2 separate regions of the Homo sapiens genome follow, and region 2 is linked to region 1. Evidence: chromatin loops called from intact Hi-C (ENCODE). Cell type or tissue: chondrocyte. All regions are shown on one strand. Each heading gives the region's core, and the rest is flanking DNA. Links, peaks and the distances in the headings are about the cores only.

Region 1 (13,542 bases), core at 5,543-13,542:
AGAATTTACATTCTTGATCTGACTCTTATTTTTTCAAACCTTGAAAAACTCACTTTATACTTATTAGAACCAGCCTTCTCATATGTGACACAAGGAAAATTCTCATATTACACCTAACTTAAAACATTGAGAGGATCAAATAAAATGCAAGAGCAGTCTATTTACTACATAATGCACAATCAATTACAAAGCAAAGCTTCTGGGTGAAAAGTAAACAGTTAACATCCTTTGGAAAACCCATAGCAAAATAACATTTTGAGAAAACACGCACTTTGGCTACCCACTGAAGTTAAGGAGAAAACAGTCACAGGTCAGCATCAAGAATTCCCCAGCGTTGTTTTTTTGTTTGTTTTAATAATCACACATTATTCCCCCTGCTTTCTTTCATGTATGTTACCGCATGTTCTCCCTTTTTGCTTTTCTGTGTAACCTATCTTGGGAATCACTCCATAGCAGTAAAATGACATCTTACCCTTGTTTACAGCTCCATAGTTCTCCTTTAGGTGGAAGTACCAGTTAATTTTACTAGTCCCTTACTAGACATTTCAGTTATTTCCAATATTGAGCTATTGAAAATAATGCAACAAGGACTTTGTGCATAGGTTGTTTCATATTTATGGAGTATACCCTCGGGATAAAATGCCTCAAAGTAGGATTTCCGGTTTAAATGCATTTGCAAGGTTGTGAGATTGTGCCAAATTCCCCTTCGTGGAGTCGAGCCATTTTGCATTTCCACCAGCAATATATGCATGCAACTTTCCTTACAGCCAAACCAAAGAATGTATTGCCACGTTTTTGGAATTTCACTTAATAGGAGAGACACTGCAGTATAGTTGTCATTTGCCTTTCTCTTATGTGTGAAGATGTGTTTAAGGATCGTCTGCATTTCTTTTTCTGTGACTTCTCTATTTATCACTTTATTACCTACTTTTAGGATCACTTGACTCTAGAGATTCTCAAGTCAGCCTATTTCAGGTCATGATCGTCTGTCTGTTCACTGTTGACTCTCACCTGCACTTCGCCACCAGCCTCCTAGCTGGTCTCCCTGCTTCCACCCTTGCCTGCATTACAGGACATTCTCACACAGCCGCTGGTCAGTCTTCTTCTTGGAGAATTAACAGTAATCCCCAGGCTGTAATCCTCCAGTGGTTTCCCATCTCAACTAAAGTCCATATTCTTTGTCAATGCTCACTACGTGTACGAGGCCTTAGCCCATCATATTCATTTCACTCTGCTGCAGCCACCTTTGTGTCTTTCTGTCCTTTTCCCAAAACAAGTTTGTTCCCATTTCAGGAATTCCAAAGAAGAAATTCCTCTCTGGAAGCCCTCTCCCATCATCCTCACAAGGCTCCGCCTCACTTTTCAATTTATTTTTAAAAACAAATAAGATGGGATCTCTCTATGTCTATGAAGGTGGGGACCTTCTGTCTTATTTCAAAAAGAAAGGGACATAACAAGAACCAAGAGGCAAAAAACAGTCGTGAGAGTGTAGTCAGAGCTCCTCCTTCCACTACCAGCTACTGAAGGCTGCTGGCCCTGCCCAATGGCTAGTACCCACAAAGCCTCCTATGTCACCTGGTTACCAGGAAACAACCAAGTCAGGCTAGTGGCTCACAATGGCCGACCCCACAGACCCAACCAATGGCTCACACCTCCCTGCTGCTGCCCACCTTGTGGCCACCCTGTCCCTCTGTGGTGACTGCACTATTCGTCCTGGGCTGCCTGAGCTTTCCAGTCCTGAGAAAAGTGCAGGGGGGCGGGGGTTGTTATTGGAAGTCACCCCGGGCAATGAACTCAATGGAAAACCCTGGTTACTAAAGTCAGTTCCATTAGCATCTCTGTTTTTCTGAGTCTGGCAGCTTTCGTTTGCTCACCAAATGTAGTTATACACAAATTTCGGACTGCTTTGTAAGTAAATGCTTCTCTCCTGTCTTACAAGTGTTAGTTTTTGTCTTCAACTTGACCATAGCAACTCCTAGAGCCCTGGTCCCACTCTCGATAAAGCGTGATGACTGTGACTTGAATGAAACCCTAGGACACATCACACTTTCCCTTCCTTGTCTATAAAATAGGGACTGAACTCATCCTTCCCAGTTCTGAAATGCTAGGACCTACCAACTCTCTTTTCTCCCTCTGTTTCTTTCTTCCATGGCAGGGATATTCAGATATTTCTTTTACTAACAATGCATAAAGCGTGTTTTTCTTATACAAAATTGAGAACCACTGTCCTCATTTGATGAAGATGAATAGTAAATATCTGGCAAGCCTGACAGTGTTCCAGCTGTGGTATACTAATTTAACCCCCAGAAACCATTCCATTTTATGGATTTTACAGAATCAATCTAGATGGAGAAGTTAAGTAGCTTTCTCCAAGTTTCCATGACGGCTCAAGATGGGGCTAGGATTTAATCCTGAGTAATCTTGATCCCCACAAGCCGATCATGGTTATCAGAAAGTAAAGGTAGACGTCATGCTTGGAGGGGCAGTGACCTTGTAGATTAGTATTTTTTTTAAAGAATAACAGTTTTTTGATGTGGATTTTAAAATGCCTCCCCTTCATTCAACATTAAGTCTAAGTGCCAATACTGCATGTGTGAAACAGTCCCAACCCTCCGTGAGTTCAGGCAGATGAGCAAACAAAGGCTTAGAGGATTCAATTGTCTGAGGCTACACTGCTGGACAGTGAATCAACCTGGAATGAAAACGCAGATCTATCTGACCCAAAATTAGATGCTGGGGTAGAGTTTGAATTTTATTCTGGAAACGAGAGTCACTGAACCACACAGGGGTGAAGAGTCTCTATCCGATGTGTTTGCAGTGACGTCACTCTGCGCAGTGGAGAGGGCTTTATGAAAGCAGTGGGGCTGATTAAGATACTCTATGTTCATCTGGAGAACAGTAAGGCTAAAAAGGCAGCAGCAGTGACTGAAGTGGAAGGAAAAGTTTTGTGATCAGCTGGGAGATAGAAGAGGAAGTGCTTGGTGATTAGACGTGGAAGAAGAGGGGAAGGAAAAACAGGCTGCTAAGGCCCTAGTTTGATGGACTGTGTAAATAGCAGTGATTCTCCCCTAGACAGAGAATGTAGGACGAGAAAGAGGTGTGGGGAATGAGACAGTTTTGAACTCTTTAAGTGTCACATTGAAATGGAACCGTCTGGTTGAAAATTGGATATAAACCTCTGTAGGCTAAGTCCATTCTGTGACATCCCAACTCATGTTTTCAAAAGTAACACACACACAGTAACTCAAATCATTAAGGAAATTTCCTAAAATTTACATACTAAGAATATGACAATTTTTTAGTGATTACTTTCTTAGGGAAACTTTGAATTTATGGTTGTAGCGAATGAGGTGTCACGTAAAATAAAACTGTTATATAAGAACAACATTTAAATTCTATTGTCATAACAGCATATACAATACAATTGAAGCCATGGGTATGACCGTGACTGCTTTAAAAGGCTGTGTCTAATAAGGGGAGGGGTTTGGAGAGAAAGGAGGCTTGGGGAATAGGGAAATGTACGTGGCATGAAGTAAAGACTGCAAAAGTGAAAAGTGAGAGTCAAGGCACCTGAGTGTTCATCAGCAATGGCTGATCTGGTGGGTCTCATCGGAATGGAGGTGGTGTCTGCTTCTCATTTCTGTAATGGCCTCACCTAGCACAGGGCCTGGTCAGTAGGTACTTTATACCTAATACCCCAATCAACAGAGCCATATTTTGCCAAGAAGGCAGAAAAGCCACAGATGCCATTGCCTGTGGCAACTCAGTGATTGAGGATGTGTGTGAGTAAGCTGAGCGTCAGCAGTGGGGAAAGAGTGAACTAGAGGTGAGAAAGTAAAGACATCAACTGAGGGCTTCTCCTCCTAAAAGTATGGCTGAAAAGAGAGATGTGGGAACAGTTGAAGGGAGATATATGGTTAAGAAAGCTTTCATTCCCCCCCCATAAAGATGAGTATACTTTTATCCTAAATGGTAAGAACCAATAAAGGAAACATGTTTACAATTGGAAGAGAGGGAGAATTAATAACACATGATGCCCAAGAAGGCACAAGTTCATGCAATCCAGAGTGAGGACAGATTAGCTTCGGACTGATACAAAATCAAGAAGGGAGAAAGCACTGTGTGACTAGAGACATTTCTTCTAAAGGAGAGGTTTACAAAAAGCTCTTTTCATGACCAGCTCTCTGAATAGACTTGTCAGATAACTACTCTAGGAAAGAGGCAATTATGTATAGAGAAGTCTACACTTTAGAAAAGCTTGATAGGCCGGGCGTGGTGGCTCACACCTGTAATCCCAGCACTTTGGGAGGCTGAGACGGGTGGATCATGAGGTCAGGAGATCGAGACCATCCTGGCTAACACAGTGAAACCCCGTCTCTACTAAAAATACAAAAAAATTAGCCGGGAGCGGTGGCGGGCTCCTGTAGTCCCAGCTACTTGAGAGGCTGAGGCAGGAGAATGGCGTGAACCCAGGAGGCGGAGCTTGCAGTGAGCCGAGATCGCGCCACTGCACTCCAGCCTGGGCGACAGAGCCAGACGCTGTCTCAAAAAAAAAAAAAAAAAAAGAAAAGAAAAGCTTGATACACCTTACAATCCCCAAATAATGGCTTTCTTCAACAGTGAGTAAATTGAAAAGCAATTTGAGCAAAAACCCAGAGGCTCAAATATGAATAGGTGCATCACAAAAGTTGAAGAGGGGGCTAATTAACTCCCTCAAAGAGTTAAAAGAAAAAGCAACAACTGCGAGAAGAGTGAAAAATAAGAATAAAAGTATATGTAGTTGCAAAAAGTCTGAATGTTTACAAACCCTGTGACCACAAAAGGGGCCACAAAAGGGGCCACAGGGAGTGTTATCACAGGAGGAAAACGGTTGCTTCAAAAAGCAGAGGAGCAGGGGTAATAAAGATTCCATTTAGTTGAAAAGATTTAAGTAAAGTTTGAGGACAGTTAGGTGACATGTTGAAATGTGGAAAACCACAGTGGAAGGGGAAAAGACCCGATAAAGTTCAGTTTCAGCAACCAACATCCGATGAAATCCTCAGGACCCAGTGACTGCATTCTATGTCAATAATAATATTGGCTGAGGTCCCAGGAATGTCATTAGATACCATTTTGGATGATTCTTATGGACTTGAGGTGAGGTCTATTTTGTTCCAAATCAGTGCCTCCATTTAACAACAGACGTACACAAAAATACGTATCCATGACCAAGAAAACTGAAGAATTTTAAACTTGCTAAGCAGGACTATACTGGGAAGCATTGTCATGAAAATAGATTTTAAAACTTTTTTTTTTTTTTGAGGGGAATTCTGGAGCACATTTAAAAAAACAAAACACTATCCTTCTATGACAGGTGCAAGTTTGGGAGAGCAAAGGAAAGCAAATAGAAGTAATGTGACTTAAATTAATCAATACTTTAATTCTATGAAGGAAGCTGAAACCTTATTTATTGGTGAGTCTGAAGTAAATTCATTTATTCACCTATTCATTCAATAGTCATTCAATACCTGTGCCCTTAACACGTGACACACACTTTGTAAGTGTTCTGGAGGTCGCTTTGACCAAGATAAACAAGATTTCTGTTCTTGTGTAACTTGTCTTCTAGTAAGGGAGTCAAGAGACAGTGTGGCCCATCCCTGCTATCTTTGTGGCCTAGGGTGGCTGTTGATCTTCAGCTTTTGTATATTCGTTCCAGAGAGCAGGATGGAGGACAGGAAGAAGAAGGAAGATTTTCTGGAAGTTCCACATAGGACAGTGCTTACAAATCATTGGCTTAAAGGTTAGTCATATGGCCATACCTAGCTACACGGGAGACTAAAAGAAAAACCATAATCATCACAATGATTGATGACTACGGTGTGTTCTTTGTGCACCACGCATAGTGCATTGCCTCCTTTAGGCCACATAGCAGCCCCGAGGAATGGGCATCAGAGGAGACAGAGGCACAGAAAGGGCAAGTGACTTGCTCAGGGTCACACGGCTAGAAACAGCAGAACCTGGGTCCCGATCTAGATCCATGTGGCTGTCCTATCTTCCTCCCAGCTCAGCTCCTTTCCAACTGCACGAGGATTGCATGCCCTCAACTACGAAATGGGGATAACAACTGTGCCTGCCCCGTGGGGATATTTTGCAGATTAAGGGAGCCAGTCCAGTTTCATGATTTTTGCGTGGAGTCTGGCACATGGTGAGTTTTTGGCAAATGGCACCGCCATCATCATCACCATCATCACCATTATTACGAGTCCTAGCTGGAAGCCAAATGAGTGATCATCCAGTCCAGTCCCCTTGTTGTACAGATGGGAAACTGAGGCCTGAACTGGGGTCAGTGGATCACTGTTGGTAATTAGCAAAGGAGTAACAGAGATCTTCATGAGGCTGAGGCCTGCCATCTCCAGCCTTCCCACACCCCCATGAGTGCAGCCCCAGTGGTGGTCTCAGATGGCACTAACCAGCTTCGTACCACCAGCTGCCCAGGGTAGAGCGGATGAGCCACAGCACTGAGAGCTCTGACAGGTGCAGCTTGCTGCTTTGCGTGGGGAATTTGCCCTGCTCGATGTGGGAGACCCCTCGGGCAAGCCAGATGCCAACCCCCCCTTCCATGGATTCTTCCCACTTCCCAGCCACCCTGTCACACTGAGGGCCATCATTGTCCCCTTGGACATGGCCTCAGAGCCCCCTGGGAACTAGCCAAGGCCCGGGCTGGAGAGTCTGGGTGTCATGAAGTCCAGCTCAGCCCCAGATGGAAGCTCAGCTTCCACATGCCTCTTTACCCAACTAGAAGTGGGCACTACTCAAGCAGGGTCCCAATCTGCATGCAGAGACCCAAACCCCACTCCTGGGAGCATGTAACCCTATCCCAATAGGAGAATGGGGGTTAACACTCACCCACAGAGTCCCATCACCACTTTTGTTCCCAGAGTGCCCCAGTTCCAAGATGCCCACTTATCAAAAGACCCTCTATTGATACAGAAGATCTGGTTTTTAGGTCCAATCCTGGGTTTTCTTTTGTTCTGTTTGGCCCATCGGTCGGCAGGTAACTGCAGTTTCTTGCTGTTGGCACTGGCTTGGGAAAAGTCTGTCCTCGTCCAGCCACTGGTAGCTACAGGGCGGTTAGGAAAACTGGACTCTGAGCAAGTCCCACCAGGAGGACCCAAGGCTGATGGGTTTTGGAGACCTCACGCTCTAAGGACCTGCCTTAGAGCTGAACCAGTTGAAGACCTGAATCAGTGTATCCCCCCAATTCAGTCAGGGTTCAAGCACAGAAACGGAAACACCAGGGCATATAGATTAAGAGATTTGTCTCAGTTGTTGAACTTATGTCATTGTGGGAACTACTTAAGAAGTTTCAGGTGGCCGGGCGCGGTGGCTCAAGCCTGTAATCCCAGCACTTTGGGAGGCCGAGGTGGGCGGATCACGAGGTCAGGAGATCGAGACCATCCTGGCTAACACGGTGAAACACCATCTCTACTAAAAATACAAAAAAAATTAGCCGGGCGCGGTGGCAGGCGCCTGTAGTCCCAGCCATTCGGGAGGACTGAGGCAGGAGAATGGCGTGAACCCGGGAGGCGGAGCTTGCAGTGAGCCGAGATCAAGCCACTGCACTCCAGCCTGGGCGACACAGCGAGACTCCGTCTCAAAAAAAAAAAAAAAAAAAAAAAAAAAGAAGTTTCAGGCTGGGTGTGGTGGCTCACACCTGTAATCCCAGCACTTTGGGAGGCCAAGGTGGGTGGATCACTTGAGCACATGAGGCAAAACCCTGTCTCCACAAAAAATACAAAAATTAGCCAGGTGTGGTGCACGTGCCTGTAGTCCCAGCACTTTGGGAGGCCAAGGCAGGAGGATCACTTGAGGCCAGGAGTTCGAGACCAGCCTGAACTACATGGTAAGACCTCCCTCCAACCTCTATTTTTTTTTAATTAATACAAATTAAATTAATACAAAAGCTCCCATTTAAGGGGGACTTATAGATGCCAGGCACTGTACATTAGTTCTACAATTTAATCTCTACAGCAACCTTGCAAGAAGGCACAACCAACCTATGTTAGTCTGTCTTGTGCTGCTTTAACAGAATACCTCGGTAATTTATAATAAACAGAAATGTATTTGGCTCATGGTTCTTGAAGTCCAGAGTCCAAGGGCATGGTGCCAATATCTGCTCGGCATCTGGTGGGGGCCTCCTTGCATATTCCCATGGCAGAAAGAGAGAGAGTGAGAGAGAGTGCAAGAGATCTAACACACAGCCTCAAGCCCTTCTGTGATTGGCATTAATCCACTCATGAGAGTACAGACTTCATGACCCAAACACCTCCCATTAGGCCCCACCTCCTAACACTGTTGCAGTGGGGACTGCCAACATGTGCTTCCTGGGGGATGCATTCAAACCATAGCAAGTCCCATTTTTCAGACTGGAAACTGAAGTCCCATAGCTGAAGATCTGAGCCCAGGTGGGGTTGAGAGCCTGGGCCTCTTCTCTTCTCTTTTCTCTTATCTTCTCTTCTCTTCCTTCTCTTCTCTTCTTTCTCTTCTCTTCTCTTCTCTTTTCTTTCTCTTCTCTTCTCTTTTCTCTTATTTCTCTTCTCTTCTCTTTTCGACAGAGTCTCGCTCTGTTGCCCAGGCTGGAGTGGACGGGCATGATCTCAGCTCACTGCAACCTCTGCCACCCAGGTTCAAGTAATCCTCCTGCCTCAGCCCCCCTAGTAGTTGGGATTACAGGCACTCACCACCATCCCCAGCTAATTTTTGTGTTTTTAGTAGAGACAGGGTTTCACCATATTGGCCAGGCTGGTCTGGAACTCCTGACCTCAGGTGATCCACCTGCCTAAGCCTCCCAAAGTGCTGGGATTACAGGTGTGAGCCACTGTGCCCATCTGAGAGCCTGGGCTTTTTCGATGCATCGGCGGAGGGTAGTTCAGCACAGGGGTACCTGAGAGAGCAGAGCTCTTCAAGAGGGAGCCTGTGGTGTACAGCTAGGAGGGGCTGAGCAGGAATTTGCTACTGGGAAGACTAGAAATGGTGCACTGAGGACATCTGCAGCAAGGAGAGCTGGAGGCAAAGGCTGGGATCCCTGGCAAGCTCTAGGCCTCTCTGCCCTGGGGGTTGTGCCAGGCCTGGGCTGGGCGGGAGGGATGGGAAGCTGCCTGCCCTCAGCAAGCAGGTGGAGGCTGGTGTTCCTGAGGCTATGGACAAAGCCACCTCCTGCCTCCTTTTAGAAAGGCTCTGTGGCAACTTTTAGAGATTTGCAGGATGAAAACAACAAAAACCAGCAAGCAAACAGAGACTGGAGTAGAGGAATAGTAATCACAGAGGAACAAGAGTGCGGAAAGGCTGGGAATGTATATAGAAAGGCACAGCGGCCCCTGTGAAAGGATGGCAATTGAAGGGAACGGTGGCGGTTAGTGGCACCTGTGCGCACTCTAGTGGGCGCAGAGGGGAAGAATACTTAATTTGTTCATGTACTTATGCACCCATTCATTGTGGAGGGAGGATGGGAAGGACTTTGCTCTGAGATTCTGAGTATCAGAAAGGGGAAGGGACTTGCTGAGGGTCACAGAATGCCAGTGGCAGGGGTCACAGTGGGTCATTTCACGAGACCGCACGAACTCTCAACCTTCCTGGCATTGGATGAAACCTCATGAAGCAGGTAAGGGTGAGTGGAGAAGAAAGCATGAGGCCTGCCGTCATCAGCCCTGGCCTTGACTCTCCGCTAGGCCCATTGCTGCTTTGGGAAGCTGGGAAAGTCCCTCAACATTTCAGGACTTCAGTGGCCTCATCTGTAAAATGGGGTTATCTTAGCATCTACCTATTGAGAACGGTGAGAGTTAAATGAATTGATGGATGTCAAGGGCATACAACGATGCTTGGCCCATGGTGGGTGCACAGTTCGCAGAGAAGAGAAACTGAGGCCCAAAGAACTGGCCAGGCCCGGTGCAGTGGCTCACGCCTGTAATCCCAGCACTTTGGGAGGCCAAGGCGGGCAGATCACCTGAGGTCAGGGGTTCGAGACCAGCCTAGCCAACATGGTGAAACCCTTTCTCTACTAAAATACAAAAATTAGCCAGGCATGGTGGTGGGTGCCTGTAATCCCAGCTACTCGGGAGGCTGAGGCAGGAGAATGGCTTGACCCCAGGAGGTGGAGGTTGCAGTGAGCCAAGACCGCACCACCGCACTCCAGCCTGGACGACACAGCGAGACTCCGTCTCAAAACAAAACAAAACAAAACAAAAACAACAACAAACAAAATTAGCCAGGAGTGGTGGCACAGGCCTGTAATCCCAGCTACTCGGGAGGCTGAGGCAAGAGAATCACTTGAACCCAGGAGGCGGAGCTTGCAGCAACAAAAGCGAAACTCTGTCTCAAAAACAAAGAACTGGACAGCCCTGTCTCCACCAGCCAGCTCAAATCGGGCAGGGTATAAAAACACTGGGGCTTGGAGAAAAGTTTTAAAATGTCCTGGCTGGGCACAGGGGCACATACCTGTAATCCCAGAACTTTGGAGGCCAAAGCAGGAGGATCACTTGAGGCCAGGAGTTTGAGACCAGCCTGGGCAACATAGTGAGACCTCATCTCTAAAACAAATAAAAATAGGCCGGGCGTGGTGGCTCATGCCTGTAATCCCAGCACTTTGGGAGGCCAAGGCGGGCAGATCATTTAAGGTCAGGAGTTCCGAGACTAGCCTGGCCAACATGGTGAAACCCCATCTCTACTAAAAATACAAAAATTAGTTGGGTGTGGTAGGCAGATTGGGCAAAAAGAGTGAGACTCTGTCTCAAAATAAATAAATAAATAAAAATAAAAACTAGCCAGGAGGTAGTATTATTGTCAGGAAGTATGTATTTCTTGGGAGGAAGCCAGCGCCCTCTCTCTCTCTCTCTCTCTATCCAGGTGGGCTTGGCTACCATTGGCTCTGCTCCCCACATCCTAGGGCAAGGAGTTTCTCCTGGGCCTGGGGTCTCAGAGGGCCGGGGCACCCACATGTGCCCCAGGTGTGGCAGTTCCAGTTGTAGCTGTCAGCATTTGATGGTGTGGATGACTCAGGCAGTGTAGCTAGGTGGGTTTAGTGGTGGGGGCAGAGAGGGAAGTTCCCTTAGATGCTCCCTTCCCCACTTCTGTCACCCACCTCTGCAAGCTGTAATTATCCAGCCTTTTACTTTGAACTGTACTTCCTCTTACTAGTATATTTTTAGCTCTCCTGCCAGATCATGCTGTGGGAGAGCAGGTCCAGGCCCTCATGGAAGTAGGGAAGAAATCAGTTCTACCCACTGGTCTTTTCCTTATCTCTACTTGGGGACAGTCATGGAACTGTCATGGAATTATTGGGAAAGTTTAATGAGTTAATATGCAGAGGCGCTTCACACAGTGCCTGGTTAATGGTTAACTATTAGTAGTAGTCTCACCCTTCACAGTTCAGGTTGGGTGTCACTTCCTCCAGGAAGACTTCCCTGACTTTCCCAGGCTGAATTTGGTGCCTGCATCCCCTGTGCCTCCCTGGTACTTCCTACCACTCTGAGTTATAATTGTCCCTTTGTTTATCTTTCTCCCATACTCAACAGTGAGCCCCCAAGGGGGGATTGTGCCATACCCTGTTCACTGTTGCATCCCCAGTGTTCCTGGCTCAGATGGCAGTGATGATTATATTTTAGGAGAATGAATGAAACTCATGACAGCTGGGGCTCTGGGACCAGGCCCTCAGCCTTGTCACTCACATGCTATTTAAGTTCTCAGGGTTGAAGTTCCCCCCAAGATGAAATGGAGCTAAAACAACCCCTTCCTCATGGGGCCGATGTCAGGAGCAAATGAGATTTTCTGCACACTACCTGCCACGCTACATGTTCCATAAACATTCACTGTTGTTCTGCAGTTCCTGATTAAATACACTCTACTTGGCCGTGTGTGTTGGCTCATGCCTGTAATCCCAGCACTTTGGAGGTGGATCCCTTGAGGTCAGGAGTTTGAGACCAGCCTGGCCAACATGGCAAAACCCCATCTCTACTACAAATACAAAAATTAACCAGGCATGGTGGTGTGCAAATGCAGTCCCAGCTACTTGGGAGGCTGAGGCAGGAGGATTGCTTGACCCTGGGAGGCAGAAGTTGCAGTGAACCAAATTTGCACAGCTGCACTCCAGCCTGAGTGACGGAGACTCTGTCTTAAAAAAAAAAAAAAAAAAAAAAAAAAAAAAAAAGCCAGGTGTGGTAGCTCATGCCTATAATCCCAGCACTGTGGGAGGCCAAGGCGGGCGGATCACCTGAAGTCAGGAGTTCAAGACTAGCCTGGTCAACAGGTTGGAACCCCATCTCCACTACAAATACAAAAATTAGCTGGGTTTGGTGGTGGGCGCCTGTAATCCCAGCGACTCGAGAGGCTGAGGCAGGAGAATTGCTTGAGCCCGGGAGGCAGAGGTTGTAGTGAGCCGAGATTGCTGCCACTCCACTCCAGCCTGGGGGACAGAGCAAGACCCCGGCTCACCAAAAACAAAACAACAACAACAACAAAAACCTTCTACTTGTCCAGGCATCCCTGGTCCCTCCAACCCAAAGGAACTTCAGTTTTAGCTCTGGACTCCCATAGCCTCCCAGTATGTCCCCTCTCACAGCATCAGTCACACTTGTGACTTGCTCCTCTGTCACCCCCTCTCCCTGCAAACTGTAGGCTGAGCAAGGGCAGGGCCTTAGCCTCACCCATCTGACTATCCAGCACCCAGCCCAGGGCCTGGCTGAAACCAGAGGCTTGGAAAATGCTTTCTGCAGGACTCAGACACCTGGCTCCCTTGCACTGGGCGTGGGGGTGGGCCCGTGAGGTTTTCCTGCCTCGGCACAGTTCTTTTCTCTGGATTACCCTTTCCTTCTCTCTCAGCCTACGCAACTCTGTTCTCATTCGGCAAGACAGCGCAAATGCCATCTTCCCCAGGAAGTCCTTCCTGAGCCGCCCGGTGCTGTGACCTCTCCCTCCTTGGAAATCTTAAAGCTCTGACTCCTTCAACCACTGACTTGCCACTTGCACATAAGCTCTCCAGCTTGATACCTTTAGGTTTGTTGGTTTGTTTTGTAGGATAATTTTTCTCTTCTGATGTTACATTCCCAATGAAATTTTGTTTTCCACTGAGGCGGGTGGCATTTACCAACATCTATCATCAGAGAAGGGCAGTTCCTCCAGAAAGTTGCATATCACACATGCTGCATGGCACATACATACACATAAAATTATTCCAGGCACACAGAGGAAAGATCGTGTGAGGACATAGCAAGAGGGCGGCCATCTACAAGCCAAGGAGAGAGGCCTCAGAGGAAAGCAGCCATGCCAACACCTTGATCTTAGACTTCCAGTCCCCAGCACTGTGAGAAAATAAATTCCATTGTTGAAGCCAAAAGAAAAAAAAATTCCATTTGTTCCCTGACTACTTTTTTATTTTTATTTTTTTTGAGACAGAGTCTCACTCCGTCGCCCAGGCTGGAGTGCAGTGGTGCAATCTTGGCTCACTGCAAGCTCCACCTCCCGGGTTCACGCCATTCTCCTGCCTCAGCCTCCTGAGTAGCTGGGACTACA
Region 2 (17,388 bases), core at 3,637-11,636, 700 kb before region 1:
CCCTGCCCACACTCCCTTATTCTCTCCCATGCACTCTGCTGTCTAGCTATGTGGAATTGTGGCTATTCATCTACTATTCTACTGCCATGTTTTTCCATACTTTTGTGCTTTGCTTAAGCCAGAGGTCTGAGGAACACAAAGCTTCTGTAAGATGTCACATAGTGTTCTGTAAAAAGTATCAATACTAGGAATAGCTTCCTGCTAAATTTTATGTGTGTATATATATACAACATAGTAAACAAACTTAAATCATTGTTCTTAAATGATTAGATAGTCTTCCTTAAGAAATAGTGTGCCATAAAAGGAATGTGATAAGAGAGCGACTGATATATGAATTTGTGACTTTTGCTTCAGTATGTAAGGGGTGTCTACCAAGAGTAGAATATTTGCTGATGGATGGGTTGTGCCGGTATCTCAAATTATCATTTCAACATATGTTTGACATACTATGTTTATTGTATACACAATGTTTACTGTGTTTATGTATTAACATAAAAATAAAAATTTGATCTGTTTGTCATAATTATTCTGTGAGGCTGCTTTTTGCTGTTTTCTTTAAGCCAAGCACAAAATATGTCTCATGAATTCCAGCCGGTGTTGTGTCAATACATTATAATTTTAAAGCATTTTCTAAATATTAACAAATTAGACTATATTAAACTTTAGAACTTCATTCATTAATATACTATTAAGAGCATAGGTCTTACAAAGGACTCATATCCAGAATGTATAAAGAACTCCTAAAATTCTTTAAGAAAGACAATCAAATAGAAAAGTGTCTACTTGTGTGAAAATAGACAATAAAAGAGCATACCCAAATGACCAATAAACAAATGAAAAAGTGTTTAAACTTTATCAGGGAAGTGAGCATTAAAATCACAAGGAGGCCAGGGGTGGTGGCTCACACCTGCAATCCCAGCACTTTGGGAGGCTGGGGTGGGCGGATCACTTGAGGTCAGGAGTTCAAGACCAGCCTGGCCAACATGGTGAAACCCCCGTCTCTACTAAAAATACAAAAATTAGCCAGGTGTGGTAAAAGGCACCCATAATCCCAGCTACTTGGGAGGCTGAGGCAGGAGAAACACTTGAACCCTGGAGGCAGAGATCACAGTGAGCCAAGGTTGCACCACTCCAGCCTGGGTGACAGAGTGAGACTGTCAAAAAAAAAAAAATCACAATGAGAGAATACTACACACCCACCAAAATGGCTAAAAGTTTTAAAAAGGATGTAGAATAATAAAAACTCCTAAACACTGGTTGTGGGAGGGTAAATGGGCACAACCTCTTTGGAAAAGTGCTTGGCAGTATATAATAAAGCTAAATATACACATATCCTATGACTTATATTTTACTTATAGGTATACATCCAACACATATGCTTATATGTTCACTATAGGACATGAATTAGAGTATTCAGAAAAGCATTATTGTAATAGACCCATGCTGGAAACCACCCAAATGCTCATCAACAGTAGAATAAATAAAACTGGGGTATACGCCCCCAATGGAATACTATATAGCAATGAGAATGAATGATCTGTAACTATACTGAGTAATATAGATGACTCTCACACACAATGCTGAGCAAAAGAAACCAGATACAAATGAGTATTAGTATATGATTTCATTTATATAAAGTACAATAGCAGGTGAAACTAATCTATGCTGTTAGATGTCAAGATGGTGGTTTCTCTTGGTGGGGAGAGGTAATAATAACTAGAAGACAGCATGAGAGGGAGTGCTGGTAGTGTTCTGGTTTCTGATCTGGCTTCTGGCTTATAACAATGTGTTAAGTTCGTAAAAATTCATTTAGTTGTACACCTATGCATTATATGAATATATACTCCCAGTAAAAATGTTAAGTGTTTGCTGGTCAAATAAGTTTGGAAAATGTTGTCTTATGCAGTTCTTTCAGCCAGGCATGCTCTTTTTCCCATTTCCAAAGTATGAAAATCTTAATCCAAATATGCATTTAATCTTACTACATTCTAGGTACTGTTTTAGGTTCTGAGACATAGTAGTGAGCAAAACATATAAAAATCCTCTCCCTCGTGTGGCTTACATTCTGTATCACTCTTAATTCATACTACAAGGATAATACTTATTACCAGTTAATATAATCTTTGAAGGCGGAGTGCAGATAAAGTCTGACTTTTCCCAGCATAGCCAGGGGACATGGCTAACTCCACATGTCCCTAGGCTTTACCTAGACTCTAATGGCTCCAAAGCAGGTAAGCTGAACAATTTTTAAAAATCAAAGAAGCATTTTATGACATTAAAGCCTTTAGCAAACCTAATATCTGACCTAAATCAAGTGCCTAAATTTTGAAGATATTTTCATTTTACCAATAATCTGTATTTTCCAAAGATTATTAAAGTCATGTAAACTAAAAGGCACTAAAGTTTTAATTTTTCTGACAAAATATTTGATTTAAGTGTTTATTTTTCTTTAAGCCAATTAATTAACACTCTTTTATGTAAACACCATACATGCAACACATATAAATACACAGACAGAAGAAGACCCAGTAGTTGTAAGATTTTTCGATTGCCAGTTTTTAAGTTTCTTAATTGGATTACTGGCTTCAGGGTGGAGTCCTTGGAAAAACAGGCCCAGGAAAGCATGTAGTTTCTAGGGCCTAATAAACAGGCACAGATGGAAGGTATAAACAGATCCCCAAAATTAAGGGTCTCATTTTTATACTAGATCCTGGATCCCCAGAAAAAGAGAGAGATGTTATAGGAAAAGACAGTGCAATGCTTTTACCATGCATTTCACTGCAAGGCAGTCCAAAACCAGTCAGCCAATTTTGTAATCAGCCCATCTTATTTCTTATTCTGAGCCAAGGCATATGCTGGGTTTTCCTCAGGGAATTCTCTCCCCTCTACGCAAATTATCTTCATCATTCAAGGTCTGTCCACCTTCAGTCTTACCTCTTTCATGAGGAATATACAAACCATTCCAGTCCACATGAAATCTCTAAATAAATCCCTATAATTTGCATTGTCTTACTCTTTTTCACATATATATAAATCATATATCGCTTTGTATATTGACTTAACTCCTAACCAGATTATAAACTTTTGGAAGATGAAGATCATATTTTTGTATTTTATCAGTGAGTTACACAGTATAATGAATATTATACTACATAATATTTAGTCTCAATGAATAAACAAAGGATGCATTAATGAATGTCATGAGACAAACTAAACTATATGCCTGGCCCTGGGATGCTCCCCTAGACCTCCTAGCATCCAAGTTTCTCTCAGTGCTCTCCCCTTCTGTTCTTATAATTACACCATGGTGTGCAACACAAGTTTCCTAACACTTTAGGAAGTGAATGTCTAACCAAGAACCATTCTCTTTAAACATCTTTTTGTTTCTGATTTCTTTTACTCTAGAAGACCTAAATATATTACATAAACATGAAACAAGCACCCAGTAAGTAACTTTGTAGAAATTTATTTTAATTTTCTGGTCCTTGGTCTATTAGGCAGTTAAAATGTACACATACTCTCCCAGAATATTATGTGCCAATTAACTGATAAAACTGCTGCTTAAAAACACACACACAAAAGATTAAAATCATAATTCTGAACTAACTCACTAAATGGTCATTGATTTTCTTTTAATTCTTAACAAATACCTTAGAAGCCTTGTGTATTGTGATGCAGTGAGAAAGCTGAGCAGTGGCCATTGTAGGAATGTATCAGGATTATTTCAACAAGTCCAACCTATTAAAAAATAATTAATTAATTAGAGACCTTGCCAAATATAATGCTTCCTCTCTTACTCTGCCCAAAAATGAAACTGAAAAAGTCTAAAAGCAAACAAAAAATTAAAATCAAAGACAGTTAAGTATAAACTGTTTTCAAGATTGTTCAGTTCAGAGAGAAATTTACCAAGCTACATTTTGAAGAGCAAAGGAAGAATGAATGCTAAGATAATTCTATCAGGCTCTATCTAAACGATAAAATGAATTTGAGTTGAAAAAAGTACCTATTGTTAATTTTCCAAAGGAGAACTATATAATTAAAATTTGACCATACTCATTGGGAAATAAGTTTAATAAACATTTTTATCTATAATTTTGGCATAAGGTCTCTGGATGAATTTTTCCACCCACTCAATGAAAATTATAAGATTATTTATTTGTTCAAAAATATATTCAGAGGAGAAAATACATTGTAAATCACCTAGAGACTCAATATATATTATTAATCCTTGTTATTCCCTCAGAGTGTAACAATATAGCAAAGGCTCAAAAACATTTCTTGAACTAACTTCAGTTGTAACTTATTTGCAAATTCAACTCAGAAGTTAATGTTTATACTTCATACCCATTAAAATAGTTATTCATTCAACTAGCTGAAAAAGAAATCAAGAGAGAAATCTCATTTACAATACCTACCAAAAAAATTAGCTAGGAATAAATTTAAGAAAGTGAAAGATTGCTACAATGAAACTACAGAACACTGATGAAAGAAATTGAACAGAACACAAAAAGATGGAAAGGCATCCCGTATTCATTGATTAGAAGAATTAATATTGCTAAAATGATCATATTAATTACCCAAAACAATCTACAGATTCAAATGCAATCCCTGTCAAAATACCAATTACACTCTTCATAGAAACGGAAAAAAACTCCTAAAATTCCTATGGAACCACAAAAGACTCTGAACAGCTAAAGTAATTCTGAGCAAAAAGAACAAAGTTGGAGGCATCACATTACCTGGCTTTAAAATATACTACAAAGCTATAGTAACCAAAACAGCATGGCACTGGTATAAAAAGAGATACATAGACCAATGGAACAGAATAGAGAACCCAGAAATAAATCTGCCTATTTACAACCAGCTTATTTTTGACAAAGTCACCAAGAACATACATTGGGGAAAAGATACCCTTGTCAAAAAATGGTTCTGGAGAAACTGCATATCCACAGCAGAAGAATGAGAGACCCCTGTCTCTCACCATATACAAAAATAAACTCAAAATATGTTAAAGACTTAAATGTAAGGCTCAAAATTATAAAACACAGGAAAAATGCTTCAGGACATTGGTCTGGGTAAAGATTTTATGGGTAAGACTTCAAATGCACAGGTAACAAAACCAAAAATACACAAATGATATTATATCAAACTAAAAAGTTTCTACACAGCTAAGTAAATAACCAACAGAGTGAAGAGACAGCCTATAGAATGGGAGAAAACATTTGAAAACTATTCATCCAAGAAAGAATTAATATCCAGAATATACAAGAAGTGCAAGCAACTCAAAAGCCAAAAAAAAAAAAAAAAAGCAAAGGATCTGAATAGACATTTCTCAAAAGAAGGCATACAAATGGCTAATAAGTATATGAAAAAATGCTCAACATGATTAATCATCAGGGAAATGCAAATTGAAACCACAATGAGATATCATCTCCCCACAGTTAGAATGGCTATTATTAAAAGGACAAAAAATGGCCAGGCGAGGTGGCTCACACCTGTAATCCCAGCACTTTGGGAGGCCAAGGTGGGTGGATCACCTGAGGTCAAGAGTTTGAGACCAGTCTGGTGAAATCCTGTCTTTACTAAAAATACAAAAAAAAAAAAAAAAAATTAGCCAGGTGTGGTGGCATGCACCTGTAGTCCCAGCTTCTTGAGAGGCTGAGGCAGGAGAATCACTTGAACCGGGGAGGTGGAGGTTGCAGTTAGCCAAGATCTTGTCACTGCACTCCAGCCTGGGCAACAGAGCAAGACTCCATCTCAAAAAATGAAATGAAATAAAATAAAATAAAATAACAAAAAATAACGAATGCTGGCAAGGATGCAAAGAAAAGAAAATTCTTATACACTGTTGGTAAGAATGTAAATTAGTACAAGCATTATGGAAAACAGTATGGAAGGTCCTCAAAAATCTTAAAATAGAAACCATATAATCCAGCAATCCTACTATTGGGTATTTATCCAAAAGAAAAGAAATCAGTATATGGAAGAGATATCTATACCTCCATGTTTATTGCAGCACTATTCACAATAGCCAAGATATGGAATCAACCTAAGTGTCCATCAACAGATGAATGCATGAATAAAATATAGGCCGGGGTGGCAGCTCATGTCTGTAATCCCAGCACTTTGGGAGGTTGAGGCAGGCAGGTTGCTTGAGCCCAGGAGTTCAAGACCAGCCTAGGCAACATGGTGAAACCCTATCTGTACAAAAAATACGAAAATTAGCTGGGTGTGGTGGCACGCACCTATAGTCCCAGCTACTTGGGAAGCTAAGGTGGACTACTTGAGCCCAGGAGTTCAAGGCTGCAGTGCAGTGAGCCATGATTGCACCACTGCACTCCAGCCTGGGCAACAGAGCAAGACTCTGTCAAAAAAAAAAAAAAAAAAGAAAGAAAGAGAGAAAGAAAGAGAGAGAGAGAGAAAGAGAAAAAGAAAGAAAGGAAGGAAAGGATATATATACACAATGGAATATTATTCAGCCATTTAAAAAAGCATGAAATCTGTCATTCACAGCAACAGAGATTAACCTAGATGATATAATTTTAAGTGAAGTAAGTCAAGTACAGAAAGATAAATACCATGTGTTCTCACTCATCTGGGAGCTAAAACAGATGAGCTCTCAGAAGTAGTTATTAAAAGCTAGGAAGGGCAGCAGGGAGGAGGTTGGATAGGGAGAAGTTAGTTAATGGATATAAAATTACAGCTAGATAGGAGAATAAATTATATTGTTCTATAGCACTGTAGAGTGACCACAGTTAACAATGATTTATTGTATATTTTAAAATAGTTCAACACAAAGAATGATAAATGTTTGAATTGATGAATATGCTTTGACTTGACCATTACATATTGTATACATGTATCAAAATATCACTCTGTACCCCATAAATATGTACAATTACTGTGTGTCAATTAAAAATTTTATAAATGATTATTCAAAAATGGAAAATAGTAAGTTGGTAAGGATGTGGAGAAATTAAAACCCTTATGCATTGCTGGTGGGAATGAAAATGGTGCAGCCATTGTGGAAAATAGCAATGGCATTCCTCAAAAAGTTAAACAGAATTACCATATTATCTAGCATTTCCATCTCTAGGTATATATTCAAAAGAATTGAAACCAGGGACTCAAACAGATACTTGTACACCAATGCTCATAGCCACATAATTCATATTAGCCAAAAGATGGAAACAGTTCGAATGTCTATTAAAAGATGAATGGATAAACAAAATGTGGTATTTACAATGGAATATTACTCAATTGTTTTATTTGTTTGTTTTGTTTTGTTTTTGAGACGGGGTCTCCTTCTGTCACCCACAGTAGAGTGCAATGGCGTGATCTCGGCTCACTGCAACCTCCCGCTCCCAGGCTTAAATGATTCTCCCACCTCAGCCTCTCGAGTAGCTGGGACTACAAGCATTTGCCACCACACCTCGCTAATTTTTGTATTTTTTGTGGAGATGGGGTTTTGTCATGTTGCCCAGGCTGGTCTTGAATTCCTAGGTTCAGGCAATCCACCCGCCTCATCCTCCCAGTGTGCTGGGATTATAGGCATGAGCCACCACACCCGACCCCTATTCAATCTTAAAAAGGAATGAAGTTCTGATACATGCAACAATGTGAATAAATCTTGAAAACATTATGCTAAGTGAAAAGCCAGACATAAAAGGACAAATATTATATGATCCCACTTATATGAGGTACCTACAGTAGGCAAATTCACAGAGACAGAAAGTAGAATAGAGGTTACCAGGTGCTGGTGGGGTAGAAGGAATAAAGAGTTTAATAGGTATAGAGTTTCTGTTCACGATGATGAGAAGGTTTTAGAAATGGATAGTGATAATGGTTGCACAACATTGCAAATGTGCTTAGTGTCACTGAGTTGTACACTTAGAAAAGCTGAGGTGTTGAGTTTCATATTACAGTTTACCACAATAAAAAAGTTAATATTTAAAATACATCTAGTTTTCACCCTTATTGTTTTGTTGATATAAAAAAGAAGCAGCCGGGCATGGTGGCTCATGCCTGTAATCCCAGGACTTTGGGAGGCCAAGGCGGGTGGATCACGAGGTCAGGAGATCAAGACCATCCTGGCCAACATGGTGAAATCCCATCTCTACTAAAAATACAAAAATTAGACAGGCATAGTGGCAGGCGCCTATAGTCCCAGCTACTCAGGAGGCTGAGGCAGGAGAACGGCGTGAACCCGGGAGGTGGAGCTTGCAGTGAGCCAAGATTGCGCCACTGCACTCCAGCCTGGCCGACAGAGCCAGACTCCATCTCAAAAAAAAAAAAAAAGAAGCAGCAGCAAATTTTCCCTTTTCTTTACAAAGTCTTAATTTAATTTCAACTGGGGCTTCTTTTCAAGGTTTTATGAAGTTCTGACCAAAATACTTGTAAAATAACTTCTTTAAAGATATTCCATTCTGGATCACCAAGGATAGCCTGTGACCGGTTTTTGTGTATCCATTAATGCAAGATTCTTGAAGATTTTTCCCAAGAGGGCAGAATTATTTGCGAACACTGCCACAAGGTGGTGATAGAGATTATAAATAGGTGGTAATATTAAATTTCTTTCAAATTATTTCTTCAGAGGGGCACTAGGGGACACTCTTTTACAATATTTTATATATGAGACTGAAAACCACCAATAGTTCTTTAACCCTTAAAGATTCCAAGCTATCTTTACTTGATTTGAGACTATAACCTTCATATCTAATACATCAGTTGTCCCCCTTAAATTTCAAAAAATAAAATGGGAAACAAAGTAGCTCTAAGAGTTTAAGATCTAGTCCCAGCCCATTAAACCATAATACACTACCCACTACTGGGGTAGTTATTAGTCTTAGACACAATAAATAAGAGAAATCATGATTTTCTAGAATAGTTTTCTATATTAGTATAGAATACTAATATTAATAAAACTAATAAAACTTAATAAAACTTACTTTTTAATTTTTAAATTAATTTTTAAATTAACTTTTTTAATTAATAAAATTAATAAAACTAATAAAACTTACTTATTAAAACTTACTTAATAAAACTAAATAGTTTTCTAAATTAGTAGGGTTTTAAAAATTTCTCTATGATCATAGACATTCTGATGTCATTTCTAGGGAATCAAGCTCTGAAAATAGCATCAGCCAATTAGAACACAAGGCATTACTACATCCATATTTTTGCAATGTATGGATGGCCTAGATTAAATTAATATTACCATTGAAAACTCTGAGGCATTCAGGACACTTGCTATTGAGAAAGGATTCAAGCAGGTTAATATTAGCATTTGGTAAATTCCTTAGGAATTGACATTTATAAAAGTAAAATTAAATTTTATACATATATGTATATATGTGTATATATATGTATGTATATATGTGTGTATATATGTATATATGTGTGTATATGTATATATGTGTGTATATATGTATATATGTGTATATATGTATATATGTATACATAGGTATATATGTATATATGTATACATAGGTATACGTGTATACATATGTGTATATGTACACATGTGTACGTGTGTGTATATGTACACGTGTGTACGTGTGTGTATATGTACACGTGTGTACGTGTGTGTATATGTATACGTGTGTACGTGTGTATACACATATACAGATCTGTATATGTATATATGTATGTGTGTGTATATATATATGTATATATATAGAGAGAGAGAGAGAAATAACCAGCAGTATAATCTAGTAGAAAGAGCCTTTAGAGTTAAGGAACCTAAGTTCAAATTCTGACTCAGTTACCTAGCAGCTGGCATGGCCAGGCACAGTAGGAGATAACTGGATCATCTGGGCAGTTTCTCATGAATGGTTTAGCACTATACCCTCAGTGCAGTTCTTGCAATAGTAAGTGAGTGAGTTATTGCAAGATCTGGTTGTTTAAAGGTGTGTAGAACCTTTTTTTTTTTCCTCTCTCTCTCTCTCCTGCTTTGGCCATGTAAGATGTGCCTGCTTCTCCTTTGTCTTCTGCCATAATTGTAAGTTTCCTGAGGCCTCCTCAAAAGTCAGGCAGATGCTACCATGCTTTCTGTACAGCCTGTGGAACTGTGAGCCAATTAAACCTCTTTTCTTTATAAATTACCCAGTCTCAGAAATTTCTTTATAGCAATGCAAGAACAGACTAAAACAGAGCTCTTCTTTTTTACTTCTACCACACACTCCCTGGATGAACAAATACACTCCCATTGTTTCAAGTATAACTTCTATCTTATTGATTCTTATGTGTATATCCCCAACCCAGGTCTCTCTCAGAAGTTGCTGACTTGTTCTTCTAACTGATCATAAGACTGTTCCACCTTGATGTTCTCAACACATTTGAATGTGAATTATTTTCCCCAAAAACTTACTTCTGTTCCCTCGCTCAGTGAATGACATCATCACATACCTAGTTGCTCAAGCACAAAATCTGTGACTCAACCTTAATCCCTTCCTCGTTCCCATGTTCCATCACCTTAATATTTCTCAAATGTAGGCCAGGCGCAGTGGCTCACGCCTGTAATCCCAGGACTTTGGGAGGCTGAGGTGGGCGGATCACCTGAGGTCAGGAGTTCAAGACCAGCCTGACCAACATGGAGAAACCCCATCTCTACTGAAAATACAAAATTAGCTGGGCGTGGTGGCACATGCTTGACCAACATGGAGAAACCCCATCTCTACTAAAAATACAAAATTAGCTGGGCGTAGTGGCACATGCCTGTAATCCCAGCTACTTGGGAGGCTGAGGCAGGAGAATCGCTTGAACCCAGTAGATGGAGGTTGCAGTGAGCCAAGATCACGCCATTGCATTCCAGCCTGGGCAACAAGAGTGAAACCCTGTCCCCCTGCACATACATATATATATATATATCTCAAATGTGTCCAACTCCTCACTTTAGCCAGGTTGTTGTCATCTCTACTTTAAATCAACCAGTCTCATCTTTTGCCTGTACTGCTGCAACCACCAATTTCCTGTCACTGGTATTCTCCTTCTCCAGTCTGTTCTGTATATTGCAGCCAGAGTTTTTAAATTACAAACTCGACTATGCATTTTCCCAGATTGAAATACTTCAATGGCTCCCCACTACTCTCAGGATAAAATCTAAAACTCTTACCATGGCTTCAAGATTTGACTCATGCCTCCCTAGCCTCAGCTCTATTTTCCCTTATACTTTTATTTACCAGCTATTCTTACCTTCTTTACCCCAAAGGACTATATTCCTTCTAGCTCTCAGGATTTTGCAATATTCCTTCTGCCTGAAACATCCTCCTCCATTCCCAATTCCTACTCATCTCATAGATATGGTGTATTAGTCCATTCTTGCATTGCTATAAAGAACTACCTAAGACTGGGTAATTTATAAAGAAAGGGGTTTAAATGACTTACAGTTATGCAGGCTACACAGGAAGCATAGCTGGGGAGACCTCAGGAAACTTACAACCATGGCAGAAGGGGAAGGAGAAGGAGGCATGTTTTACACGGCCAGAGAAGGAGGAAGAGAGGGAAAGGGGAGGTGCTACACACTTTTAAACAACCAGATCTCATGAGAACTCATAATTACAAGAACAGCAAGTGGGAAATCTACCCCCATGATCCAGTCAACCCCCACCAGGGCCCTCCTCCAACACTGGGGATTACAATTTGACATGAGATTTGGGTGGAGACATAAATCCAAACCATATCATATGGCTTAGTAAAATTTCCTTAAGGGATGACTTCCTAATTCCCACTACCACTATTACGAAGTCTGGGTTATGTGCCCTTTGCAATATATACTGTACCATAGTTGTCTTTAAGTATCCCCTGACCTACTGTGAGCTAACATGAGAGCAAAATTGTGTCTAGCTGTTGTGTCAGTCTAGCTCATTCTTTATATTTTAAAGTTTTATTTATTTATTTATTGAAAAGGACTCTCACTGTGTCACCCAGGTGAAGTGCAGTGGTATAATATCAGCTTACTGCAACCTCTGTTTCCAGGGTTCAAGCCATTCTCCTGCCTCAGCGTCCTGAGTAGCTGGGATTACAGGTGTGTGCCACCACATCCAGCTAATTTTTGTATTTTTAGTAGAGATGGGGTTTAGCCATGTTGGCCAGGCTGGTCTAGAACCCCTGACCTCAAGTGATCTGCCCACTTTGGCCTCCCAAAGTGCTGGGATTACAGGCATGAGCCACTGCACCCAGCCTTTAAAGTTTTTTTAATAGGTATAATTCAGTGGGTTTTAGTATATTCACAAAATTCTGCAACCATCTGTTTAATATAGTATAAACCATCAATTTAGTGTATTCACAAAATAATGCAAACACTATCAATTCCAGAACATTTTCATCACCCCTAAAAGAAATCCCATGCCTATTAGCAGTCACTCCTATTCTCTCCTTTCCCCAGCCGCTGGAAACCACTAACCTACCTTTCATCTTTATGAAATTGCCTATTCTGAACATTACATATAAATGAAACCATACAATATGTGATCTTTTGTGTCTTGTTTAGCTCATTTTTTTTTTTTTTGAGACGGAGTCTGGCTCTGTTGCCCAGGCTGGAGTGCAGTGGCGCAATCTCGGCTCACTGCAAGACCCACCTCCCGGGTTCATGCCACCCTCCTGCCTCAGCCTCCCGAGTAGCTGGGACTACAGGCGACTGCCACCATGCTTGGCTAATTTTTTCGTATTTTTAGTAGAGACGGGGTTTCACCATGTTAGCGACGATGGTCTCGAACTCCTGACCTCATGATCCGCCCGCCTCGGCCTCCCAAATTGCTGGGATTACAGGCGTGAGCCACCACGCCTGGCCGTTTAGCTCATTCTTGAACTCTCAGCATCATCACAGTACTGGAACTAAATAGGTACTCAATAAATATTTGCTGAGGCTGGGCATGGTGGCTCACACCTGTAATCTCAGTATTTTGGGAGGTCACGGTGGGATGGATCACTTGAGGTCAGCAGTTCAAGACCAGCCTGGCCAACATGGTGAAGCCCTGTCTCTACTTTAAAAATAAATAAATAAGTAAAAAATAAAAAAAATTAAAAACCTAACTTAACTAACTAAATATTTGCTGAGTCAACAGAGAAGAACTATAGGAACAAGGAATAATTAAGAGTCTAGAAAAATACCACAAAATTTTAAAGGTAGAAGAAACTTTAAATATCATTGCTATGGTTTGAATGTGTATCCCAAAGTTCATATTTTGGAAGCTTAATCCTCAATGCAAGTGTTGAGAGTTGGGGCCTTTAAGAGGTGATTAGGTGCCTTCATGAATGGATTAATATTGTTACCCCAGGAGCAGGTTCATTATCAGGAGAGTGGATTTGTTATAAAAGCAAGTTTGGCACACTCACTCTCTCTCTCCTTGCTCTCTCTGTCTTACCAGGTGATGCCTTCCTCCATGTTATGACACAGCAAGAAGGTCCTTACAAGATGCATATCCTTGTTCTTGGACTTCCCAGCCTCCAGAATCATAAGCCAATACATGTCTGCTCTTTTTAGTTACCCAGCCTCAGGTATTGTTACAGCAGTACAAACTGGACTAAGACAGTAATTTAGTCCAAATATCTAATTTTCTAGATGGGGAATTCAAAATCTAGACTTACCCGGGATTAGTCAGCCACTCAGTAACAGAACTGAGACTAAAACTCAACAAGTCTGGCTCACAATTTAAAAGTTTTTCCAGACTGACTCTCCAAAATGAAATTCTCCTTTGCTTTCATTCTATCTAATATGATGTACTACCAGGGCCTCCTTAGTTCTTCGGCTTGCCTACTTATTTCTAAACATGGGAGGGTCTCTTTCTAGTGTTCTAGCATGAGCTTGCTTCAGGAAGGCAAAAAGATCTAAATTATTTTTTCAAAAAACATGGTGAAACTTCGTCTCTACTAAAACTGGGCATGGTGGTGGGTGCCTGTAATCCCAGCTACTTGAGAGGCTGAGGCAGGAGAATTGCTTGAACCCGGGAGGTGGAGGTTGCAGTGAGCCGAGATTGCACCATTGCACTCCAGCCTGGGCAACAAGAGTGAAACTCCGTCTCAAAAAAAAAGCCAGACTCCTTTCAGCCTCTAATTATTCTGTTGCTACTGTTTTCCCTTTGAGCAGGTGTTTTGTGGAGGTCTTCTATTTAAGTACAAACCCTGCTTAATTTTAAAAGCTCACAAGTTCACAGGAGGTATGACTCTAGAGAGCATGCATTCTCAGAGAATAGGTCTGATTTTTTCTATGTGTTATCCCTTTGTTCAGGCTCATTATCTAAAAACCTAGAAGAGATTTCATAACTATGGATTTTAAGAACTGAAAGCTAACTTTGCAATGTCATTCTCTTATATATTTGTTTGCAAATTAGATCCACACATATTTGAAACTTCACAGTTCATCAATACCATTCCCTCTTCTGTTTTTGAGACAAGGTCTTACTCTGTTTACCCAGGCAGGAATGCAGTGGCGCAATCTTGGCTCACTGCAACCTCGACCTCCTGGGCTCAAGTGATCCTCCCACCTCAGCCTCCTAAGTAGCTAGTACTAGAGGCCATGTGCCACCACACTCAGCAAATTTTATTTTTGGTAGAGATGAGGTCTCACTATGTTACCCAGGCTGGTTTTGAACTTCTGGGCTCAAGCAATACTCCTTTCTTAGCCTCCCAAAGTGCTGGGATTATAAGTGTGAGCCACTGCAACTGACCCTCACTCTTACATTTGATATGTCTACTTTGTGACAAGGATTATGATCTTCTTGAGAAAGAGGCAATATTTCTATGCTCTTTCTGGTAAAGATTCACTCTAGGCTTACCTCTTGACCTATATCTCAATTGCCCTATTTTTTTTGTTGTTGTGTATTCATTTTCTTTTCTTTTCTTTTCTTTTTTTTTTTTTTGAGACAGAGTAAAGTGCGGTGGCATGATCTGTCACCTAGGCTGGCATAATCACAGCTCATTGCAACCTCAAACTTCTGGGCTCAAGTGATCCTCCTATCTCAGCCTTCCAAGTAGCTGAGACTATATGCATGCACCACCATGCCCTGCTAATTTTTAAAAATTTTTTATTTTTGTAGAGTTGGGCGGGCGGGTGGAGGGGGAGGTCTCACTATGTTGCCCAGACTGGCCTCGAACTCTTGGCCTCTCAAAGTTTTGGGATTACACATATGAGACACCACACCACGCCTTCAATTGCCCTATTTTATATGGTGGCACAATTACTTCCTATTTTACCCCTACTATGTGTGAGTCCAAGATTCACATAAAGATTAGCCAGCTGCTGTTTAGTTTACTAAGGCCTAAACCACTTTTTTAACCATTCCAAGTGAAGCAAAAGCCAAAGTTTTATTACATTTTCCCAAATATAATCATAGTTGATTTATGAAGGCTCTCTACCCATCTTTCTCAATCTTCAAAAACCGTTTTTTACAAGAAAATCCCTTTTCTATCAGGTGAACACTATCCAATAGCTGGATTCTGAAATGTAACTATATTACCTTCCTTACACATGCATGTTGTTAAGAATGGCTTTACTCAAAAGAAGTGTACGTTAACATAAATGGGTTCAATAGATTCCTAAAGCTGGAAGGGAGCACAGACATCTTCCAACCCCTTTGATTTAAAGAAGATCCAATTCTGTGGAGGAAGAATCTTTTTTTCAGCAAATGATGCTGAAACAAAAGGACATCTGGAGGGTGGGGGGAAGAACAGAGAATTAAAAGAAACTTAACCTAAATCTCACACTGTATACAAATATTAATGCAAAATGGATCATGGATTTAAACCTAAACATAAAACTATAAAGAAAAGGGGCCAGGTGCAGTGGCTCACACCTGTAATCCCAGCACTCTGGGAGGCCGAGGTGGGAGGATCACGAGGTCAAGAGATCGAGACTATCCTGGCCAACATGGTGAAACCCTGTCTCTACTAAAAATAAAAAAAAATAAAAAAATTTAGCTGGGCGTGGTGGTGCACACCTGTAGTCCCAGCTACATGGGAGGCTGAGGCAGGGGAATCGCTTGAACCCGAGAGGTGGAGGTTGCAGTGAGCTGAGATTGCGTCACTGCACTCCAGCCTGGCACAGAGCTCGACTCCATCTCACAAAAAAAAAAGAAAAAAGAAAAGGAAAGTGAGGCTAAGCAAGGGAACTTGGTTTGCCAAAGTTCGCCCAATTACTTAGACCTTCCAACAGAGCTTGCTTCAATAAATTATTCACCATTTTAACAAATTCCATTTGGCCCTGGTAATTCCCCTACCTGTGCTCATTCAGAGAAAATGGCTTCCACTATATTAATTGAGTATTTGTTCATGCTCTTTTGACTTTTTAATATCTTTTTCATGCTATTTCAATTATTCATTCATTCAACATCTACGAGGCAACTACAATGTGCCAGGCAACAACATGCAGGATTACGAGATGTAAAATACTGTTCCTACCTCAACAGATTGATGGTCCAATGGAGGAGAAATTAGATTATGATCCTGCTGAGATTAAAAACCCCTTTAGGGGCCAGAACCACCCCTCATTTCTACCAGCTGAGTACACGATGTACTGCACAGCCTGTCCAGTGCCCTGCGTACTCGGACACATTTTGGCGATTGGCTAATCCTGAGGTTCAAGACTCTCTCCCTCTGTTTAGGGAACTAAAGTCCATAGGGATTAATTGGCAAATCCTCACTAAAGTGAAAGGGGAGCTGAGGTCAAGGGGGGCGGGGTGTCTTGTCCCCACCTCTCTCACCTCTTGGCCTGTACCAGGCATCGATCCTGGCAGAAAACCTCAATGGCTGGGGAGAATCTGACCCAGGTAAGATAAACTTCCCCAAAGCTCCACCACACACGGCCCCCTCCAATGTCGGGCACAGACATCGTCTGCCCTGCCAGCCTCATCATGGCTCATTATGGCTGCTGCTTGCTCAGCAAGTTTGATTTCATGTCCAGAAAAATCTGAATTTCAAAACTACCTGGGTGCTCTCTGTCCAGTTCTGGGGGAAATCGCCTCCCTTTTGCCTTCCTCCTCAGCCCCCTGCCCTCCCGATTCTCTTCACAGTACTTTAGGCCCTCACGAAATATGATACTTTCAAATCCAACTTAAAGCCTTAAGTAATAAGAAAAGAAAAAAAAATTGTTTTTTGACATAAAGACAGAACTAACAACGCCCGAGTGCCCTCTCTGGGCCGAGACCTCGCGTCTCAACAGCCCTCACCTCAGCTCGTCGACGCTTCCCTCCCACCGGGGGTCAACGGCCTTTTCCGGCCCAAACCCGCTCCTCGGCTCATGAATAGTCAACGAGGCCTTTCTGGGCGGGACCAGAGGTTTCCTCATGAATAATTCATGACCCGTCCACGGCTAGCCTGGGCGACCGGCCTCGCTAGACTTCATGAATATGCAAAGCAGGGGCGAACGGCGGCTAGCCGGCCCCTAGCCCGCCC

The links. Peaks named below come from ENCODE experiments on the same cell type or tissue, not always from the same donor. Only the 100,000 strongest peaks of a DNase experiment are listed, where the experiment ranks them.
Region 2: a loop joins it to region 1, with 9 times the contacts of the local background. A loop is called at or near these places in 18 of 110 quality-filtered maps.

The regions. Positions count from the first base shown.
Region 1 is chr22:29,391,018-29,404,559 of GRCh38, reverse strand. It overlaps a transcript of RFPL1 not described here. Among named protein-coding and RNA genes, the nearest start is that of AP1B1, 9.2 kb to the right of the region's middle. In chondrocyte, for the core only: CTCF peaks have their summits at 9,206 and 9,412; no DNase peak of the experiment used is centred there.
Region 2 is chr22:30,080,266-30,097,653 of GRCh38, reverse strand. It overlaps HORMAD2 (HORMA domain containing 2), which reads right to left and starts at 17,190. Exons shown (of 11, transcript NM_152510.4): 1 at 17,163-17,190; 2 at 3,651-3,738. The coding sequence starts at 3,701. RefSeq lists enhancers at 17,120-17,199, 17,037-17,388. In chondrocyte, for the core only: a CTCF peak has its summit at 8,564 (motif pointing right); no DNase peak of the experiment used is centred there.